Linked DNA regions of Homo sapiens: regions 1 and 2 are each linked to region 3. A link is an interaction called in ENCODE POLR2A ChIA-PET data of the cell type or tissue named here. Cell type or tissue: MCF 10A. All regions are shown on one strand.

Evidence for each region. ChIA-PET counts read pairs that join two places held together with the same protein. Peaks named below come from ENCODE experiments on the same cell type or tissue, not always from the same donor. Only the 100,000 strongest peaks of a DNase experiment are listed, where the experiment ranks them.
Region 1: POLR2A ChIA-PET joins it to region 3 with 12 read pairs; 5 of 35 experiments call an interaction of 5 or more read pairs at or near these places.
Region 2: POLR2A ChIA-PET joins it to region 3 with 23 read pairs; 7 of 35 experiments call an interaction of 5 or more read pairs at or near these places.

What each region holds. Positions count from the first base shown.
Region 1 is chr16:14,562,375-14,564,874 of GRCh38, reverse strand. All of the region lies in intron 18 of PARN (poly(A)-specific ribonuclease), which reads left to right. Among named protein-coding and RNA genes, the nearest start is that of PARN, 67 kb to the left of the region's middle. In MCF 10A, a CTCF peak has its summit at 1,544; a DNase peak (open chromatin) is centred at 1,544.
Region 2 is chr16:14,306,310-14,308,809 of GRCh38, reverse strand. All of the region lies in intron 1 of MIR193BHG (MIR193b-365a host gene), which reads right to left. Among named protein-coding and RNA genes, the nearest start is that of MIR365A, 1.7 kb to the left of the region's middle. RefSeq lists enhancers at 125-174, 970-1,654, 1,655-2,340. In MCF 10A, no CTCF peak of the experiment used is centred here; a DNase peak (open chromatin) is centred at 969.
Region 3 is chr16:14,500,413-14,502,912 of GRCh38, reverse strand. All of the region lies in intron 21 of PARN (poly(A)-specific ribonuclease), which reads left to right. Among named protein-coding and RNA genes, the nearest start is that of LINC03107, 73 kb to the right of the region's middle. RefSeq lists enhancers at 1,047-1,341, 1,067-1,361. In MCF 10A, no CTCF peak of the experiment used is centred here; a DNase peak (open chromatin) is centred at 1,212.

The sequences.
Region 1 (2,500 bases), 62 kb before region 3:
TACTTGGAAATCTCTTTTTTGAGAAATCGGAAGTGTAGTCTTGAGAGAAGCAGAAAGCAGATGGACACGAATGCAAATTTTTCACTCGGGGAGTGAAAATACTGAGTTCTTAGGAGGAAGGATAAAGAGTTTGGGGGCTTGAGGTTTTTCCTTTTGCTAGGAAGAGAGACCAGAATAAACTCTGTTCTTCTTTATTAACACATGTCATGACATTAGAAGTCTGTCTAGATCATCCAGGCCTGTGTGTGTGTCATTATGCAAACTAAACCTCTGTGTCCCTACACCTCTGAGGCCTCGCCTCACCCTGAGATGCTGATTCACTCGTTTTCCTGATGGTGATCACGGTGTGTGGGAGCAGGTGTGCCTGGCAAGCCCCATGCCCAGGTAGCAGCTTGCTTTGCACTACAGTCGTGGGAAGGTTGTCCTTTTGATCTCCGGCCACATGGCTCTCTTCACTGCGTGTTGTTCCTGTTGCCTTGAAAATTCGCTCTACCCAAAGCTCTTCCTCAGACAGCAACCTCATTTTTTGTATCAGGGCTCCACGCCATCACGTGAAGCTATAAGTTAATCAGCCCTTTGAGTATTATAAAAAAATGTTTCTGGGATGTTGTATCCTGAGCACTTGCTTACACTTGCTTCTCTTATATACACAAGGGCTTTGACTAGTGGTTTAGGATGAAAACCCTTGTCCCTAGCTGCTCCCGCTGGTACTCTAGGCTTACCATTTCACAGGGAGGCTATGGAGACAGCTCAGGTTAAAAGCCACGTGGGAGAGAGAGAACAGGGCCTGCGTGTGTAGGGCGGGTAGTGGGAAGCTTAGGGTCGGCCTCCATGGTGGCCAAGGGCAAGTGGCTAAACTTGGAAGAATCTGCCTCCCATTCTCAGTACAGGGGGACCGATAACTTCCAGACAGGAGAGGATCAACTGAGGCTGAACAGGCCATGATAAATGTTACTTTAGTTAGGAATTTTTGTCCTTAATTTTTTTTTCTTTTTAAAACACAAAAATCCCACTCATAATTCCTCAGCCCAGAAGAAAAAAAGCTGTCCTCTTAGAGAATTTCCTGCTAGTTTGTGTTCTGTGTCTATTTCATTTACTAATTGAGATCAGTGTTCCTCATTTGCTGATTGAGATTATACTAGTTATATAATTGTATAACTAAAAAAAAAAAAAAAGCCAGGTGCGGTGGTGTGCACCTGTCATTCCAGCCATTTATGAGGCTGAGGTGGGAGGATCACTTGAGACTGAGTTTGAGTCTTGCTTGGGCAACATAGACCCTGTCTCAATTTAAAAGATACATATTTAACCTGCGTGTCCTGCACATGTATCCCAGAACTTAAAAGAATTATATACACACACACACACACACACACACACACACACACACACACACACACAAAGGAATTTTCAAACACATTAAAACTCGTGGTCAGCATCATGTAGACAGCCTTCAGTGGCCTGCCAGCCAGATCTGTCATGGTACACTCACAACCTTCCTTCGTGGCTGGAGCTCTTGTCAGTACATGCTTGCCTTGCACTGCACTGGCTCCAACACTAGGCGTGACCATTTTTTGCTAACTGCTTCTTAAAGTGGCCGCCTGTCTGATTCACGCTCCTCCTCTGCCATCAGTTTTAGGACTGGAAAGCCTGCTGCCTCAGGAGCAAAACTAAGTATTTCCTTTCCTTTGTGAATCAAATCTGTGATTTTGTAGATAGATTTGGTAATGTAGAATTTGAAAGAACTATAATGATCTTTTCAGTTCTCAGAGGTTTGAGTCTCCATCCAAAGTATTCCTGAATCACCTTTAGGACTGCTTGCATGCATTTTTGAATATCATACTTCGTTTTCTTGAGCATAGCTGCGTGAAATGGGTTAATAGCAGCATTGTTTTGCAACCCACTTAATATTCACCGGACTACTAGGGAATGGCTTAGATAAGCCACAGTCCAAGGCAAGCCATTGTGTCATCATAGAATAACCTTTGATCTGTGCTTGTACTTAACATAATCTGTGTCTGAAGCTTTGTGGTAAGGGTGGAGGATTTTGCTAATGTTAGAGGTGTCTGATTCTTTTGTATTGTGTGTGTTACTCCCTCAAGTGTTTGCTAATCTTTAGTGCTGCATTAGTGGCTAAAGCTTAATTTGTGGCCAATTCACAGAAACAGGTTAGACTTTTGCTAATGAGTTGCCAAGAGAGTAGTTTGAGTAATTTTTTTTTTTTTTTTAAATCTACTTAAAAACAAGAGTGGTAGCTGTCAGCAGTAATTTCACCCAATTTATCTCTTGCAGAGAACCTAGTTGCATGCTACAGTTTGGCCTCCTGGTTTCAAGGAGTGGTAGAAGGCTTATGTTACTGCCTTCTGGATTTTGAGGTAGTCCTTGGTATTTAATAGTTTTATGTTTTTCTTTTTTTTATTCATAGTTTTTTTTTTTTTTTTTTTCGAGACAGAGTCCCGCTCTGACCCCCAGGCTCACTGCAACCTCCACCTCTCAGGCTCAG
Region 2 (2,500 bases), 190 kb after region 3:
TATCGCTGGTGGTGCAAAAGGGGCAAACCGGCTGGCGTGGGGGCTCACGCCTGTAATCCCTGCACTTTGGGAGGCCAAAGTGGGAGGACTGCTTGAGGCCAGGAGTTTGAGAACAGCCTGGGCAACACAGTGAGACCCCCCCCAAGTCTCTGCAAAAAATAGCCAGGTGTGGTGGTGTGTGCTTGTAGTCCCAGCTACTCAGGAGGATGAGGCTTGAGCCTAGGAAGTTCAGGCTGCAGTGAGCTGTGCTCACCACTGCACTCCAGCCTGGGCAACAGAGTAAGACACTGTCTCAAAAAAAAGGGGACGGGTTTTACTGCTAAGGTCCCAGGTGCCATCTCTTGGTTCAGCCACTAAGATCTGAGGACTAAGGAGTTCAGGGTGTCTTCCCCAAGGCATATAACCTTTGAGGCCCTGCAGGTGGGTGCCCCCTGTGCCAGCCAGCACCCTCAGAGCCAGGAAAGGGTTAACCCCTCCACATGGCTGACACCAGAGGAGGAGCTTACTACGCAGCCTGGGATATCACACTGGGCCATCTCAGAGAGGAGAGGCCTCTGTGAGTTCTGTGAATGGAAGTGGATTCACTGCCTTCAGATTGAGAACGGGGTGAAAAGGCATCCCCACACAGAACCGACGCCCCAGTCGCTAGCTGGCTCCTTGGCACCCGTCGCATGGCCCCGAAGCTCTGGCAGGGACTCTGGGCACCTGTACCAGTGAGCACCCGGCCATCTCGGCCAGGTCTGTGAGGGAGCGATTCTACCCTTGCCATGTGACAGCCGGCAACTAGGGCCCAGATCTCTTCTTTCAAGTAGCACCTAAAATATTCTCCGGGTGAACCTAGGGCTAAATACGGCATGGCCTACAGGTGCCGGGTCTGGACCTTTTAACGCCATTCTAAGATACGATCGAGAACCCACGAGGCCTTTGGTAGCCTGGAGTCCAGTTACTGGGGCCAAATGGGAGTCCCACGGGTTTGGCTGACTCAGGGCTGGGTGCAACTTCCTGGAGCAGGCACATGTTGGTGCCAGGGCAGAGAGGCTGCAGACAGTTTTCTTGTGTGTTTGAACCCAGAATGCCAGCCCAGTTCTCACTCTGGGCCGACCCCCAAGGTGGCTTAGTTGGTGGCCCCTTTTTCTGTCCACCTGGCCCACTTCTTTCCACTTCCAGCCTGCAGCCCGGCCCTTCCTGGCCTAGGTTTTCCTCCCAGCCTGATCAAAGCAAAAGGCTCAGCTCCCAGGTGGGAGGCCTCACGGAGCTGGAGAAGAGACCAGCAAACACATGCACGGTAACTCAGATGTGTTATGTGTTGTCTTGCTGGCTGGGAGCTACGCCTCCTAGGCCCACCCCAAGTCGAAGGATCGCAGCCCTGGTGCTCGAGAGCAAGGGCTTGGGGCTGGGCTGCAAAAGCTCAGCTTTGCCTCTGAATCTTCTAGAACCACGTTTGCACTCACACAGGACAGATTTGCTCTGAGCCTGTGGGATAGCCTCATCTGTTCCCCTTTGAGCATTTGGAAAGCAAAGTGGGGTTCTGCCCTCGCCAGAGCCCACAGGGTCACCAGGCTATTAAACCCTGCAGAGTCTCTGGGGAGGCTGACTTTGAGAGCCAAATACCCCATCTTCTGGCTGAACTGCTGCAGGCTTCGTCTCGGGAGGAAAGACCCCCAGGCACCTGTCTGGACTTGTCTGGGCACCAGTAGTGGCTCTGAGGCCACATCTGGGCCTCGGCTGGCAGAGGTCTGGGCTGTCTTGGGCACAAATGCCAATGCCAACAGGCCCAGCACTGATCTCACACGATTCCAGCAAGAGAGCCTAGATTTTTGCACATCTCTGAGAAAACTGTCATACCACACCGCACAGCTAACCTTAGGCGCAACCAGCCACTAACTCCTCTCCCTGCCCAGGCGAAGTCCCCTTTGCTGCAGTGGGGCAGCATTTCAGGGACACGGAGAAAGAAGTTTGCTTTGTGGTTCCGTAAACTCAGACGGATGATATAAAATCAGAAACCTTATTTTAAAGCTTGGTAAATATGTGCATATGTCCCCTACAACTGGGGACGCTGGAAAGGCAGCATCTGAACACTGGCTGCTTTGAAAAGAGGTCATGAGAAGGGCAGAAGGGGTCAGCTGGGCATGGGGTGATGGAGGGAACCCCAAGTCCACTCCTAAATTCTTTCAACGTCCATCTCTTTCCCTGAAAAGTCGGCTTGGCTACTAGGCCTGAAAAGTATGTTGTTTATATCATGTTTGTGAGCGTCAGGGTTTATTTTCACCTGCTCCAGATACAAGAAGCAAAAAGAACTCTACATTTTTCTGTGTTTGGGGTGCTCAGGCGAGAAAGAAAATGCCTGCTTAAAGTAACTGATCAGCAATGTTTTGTTTGTACACGCACTTTATTCTGGTGAGTGATTTTAAGTACCAAGTTTGCCTTAACTTTTCACTGCACTCATTTTTATCCTCATGGCTAAAATAGCTGTATTTGCTCCACAATCAAAATTAAAGGA
Region 3 (2,500 bases):
GGTAAAATCCATGCCCTAAGAAGTTAAGCCGTGGTTCTTCAGTGGCTTGTAGTAATTGCAAGCCCAGGGCTGTTCGGAAGCAGAGAGAAGTAGCTGTATTAGCTGTTCTCTCCTGAAGAAATATCACTGGAGGTATAGAATAGCTAAAACACCTTCCTTGTCTTCAGAGAACTAGCTTGGGTACATGTGACCAGAGGACAGGCACAGAGGCTTAGATCGTATATTTGCTAGGTACCAAGTAGAGTTACATCATAACATTTTGAAACTTGTGTGAATTCAAATGTACTTGATGTGGCTAATTATTTTTTAGGGTGTGAGACTGGTTTTGCTTGTCACTTCACTCAGCAAAAGTATTTATCCTTATCCCAGTGAGTTGGAGATGAAATGGGAGATGTAGATTCTGCCCCTTCCTTGTGAATATCAACTTTCACACTCTTCTTGTAGCAAGCTTCCTGCTGGTTATAAACCATGTGTGTTCACACATGTGTGTACATGTGTGTTTAATAACATGGTGCTCACATGCAAGCCATCGTCTTCCTCTGATGTCCTAGAGGAGAAACAGTAGTGTGTTCTGACCCTGGAGGAAAAACCAGCTGTGTTGGCTTCACTGAGAGACGCATGTTCTCCAGTGTGAAGAAAGAAGTTTCAAGGGTAATTTTAACTAAAGGCAAAGTTCAGCTTTAGCGTCCCCACCCCTTGCCCCATGCGTGAATACTCTGTTGTGACTCCAGTCTTAGATGCTTTCCCTGAAGCCAACTGTGGAAAGCATCTCAGTTCAAAGATAAGAAAACAGTTGCCCAGAGAGGCATGTGGCCTTCCAGTAGTAGAGCTGTCTACCCCAGAGTGTACACACTCATTCCATTGTGCCTTCTGCTCATATGATGTTTGTTAACTCTTTTAAATCCTGAACCAGTCAAAACCACATTTTTTAAAAATAATCTAAACAGCATTTAGCTAAGGCCTCTAGAGAGCTGAGTGCAAGGTGTGCCTGTGCTCTTTCCAGAAACGGCAGTGATTTATGCCTGCACTCTGGCTTGAGTTGTGACAGAACAGGCTCCAATGGGTGTGTGTTTAGTGCCTTGTCTGTGATTTTCAGGATACATTCAGGTAGCTGCTTCCTAATGCATTCCCCAAAGAGTGTGCTTGTGGGCAGAGCATGTGCTGGGGAGGAGGGCCAGCTGTGAGCGGGGGAACAGATGACTCAGCATTCCAGCGGGCTGCCTGCCCAGGAACTCTCACCATGATGGCTTTAATAACATGGTGGCACATTGCCTGGTAACCTGAGGGTTGGTGGGGTTTGTTTCTACCTACTTTACCGAAAAGCCCTCTATCAGCTGTTGGCCAACCACATCAGGGTGGGGTAAGATATAAACTTGGCTCTGCAAGCTGACTTTCTTTTCTATTTTTCATGCCTCTGCCTACATTTTAACATTCATTCTCTTTTTCTTTCTGTTTTTTTTTTTTTTTTTTTTTTTTTGGACAGTCTTGCTTTGTCCCAGGCTGGAGTGCAGTGGCGCAATCAAGTGATCCTCCCACCTCAGCGTCCCAAGTAGCTGGGACTATAGGCGCACACCACCACTCCAGACTAATTATTATTATTATTATTATTATTATTATTGTTTTTTTGTTTGTTTTTTGTTTTTTTTTGTAAAGATGGGGTTTTACTGTTTTGCCCAGGCTGGTCTCTAACTCCTGGGCAGGCTCAAATAATCCAAAAGTGTTAAGATACAGACGTGAGCCACTGCACCCAACCTGCTCGCTTTTCTCTTCTCATTTATATACTATGTAAAGGTGGAAGCTGGATAGTTGACTTCCATATCATGTCCTCAAGGGAATTAGTTACTGAACAGATGGTCTTTTTTATATTAGTTAAAATTATTTTGTTTGCAATTCAGACCTCTGGACTATTTCCCTGGGTGCCTCATAGCAGAAGAATCTGTAGCCATGGACCTCCTTGCCACAGATTTGATTTTGGTGGAACAGATCTGGATGTATGTAGCCTTAGAAGCAAGCTAGGCTTTTTCTTTTCTGTTGGTAAAGGCCTCTAACTGCTGCCCTAAGCTGACATAGGGCACAGGGTACTATCTGTGAGCTCACTGGAAAAATGGGGTTTGTGGAGCTTTATAGCTGGGTTCCATGAAAGCTGCTTTCAGGTACTTTTTTTTTCCTCCATCAAAATCTTAGCATATGCAAAGGCAGTAGAAGCAAATTTATTCATTGGACATGCTTTAAAATGAGACTTTACTTATGTTAGAGGTATTAGATGTAGCACTTTAGAATTAGAATCTAAAGGGTGGTAATATTTTTTTCTAGGGAAAGAAATGTAGAGAGTACTTTATAAAATCCACAAGTGTAGGCAGGCTTGGTGGCACGTGCCTATAGCCCTGGCTGCTCGGGAGGGTTGCTTGAGTCCAGGAGTTTGAGGCTCCAGTGAGCTATGGTCACACCTGTGAATAGCCACTGCACTCCAGCCTGGGTAACATAGTGAGACCCTGTCTTA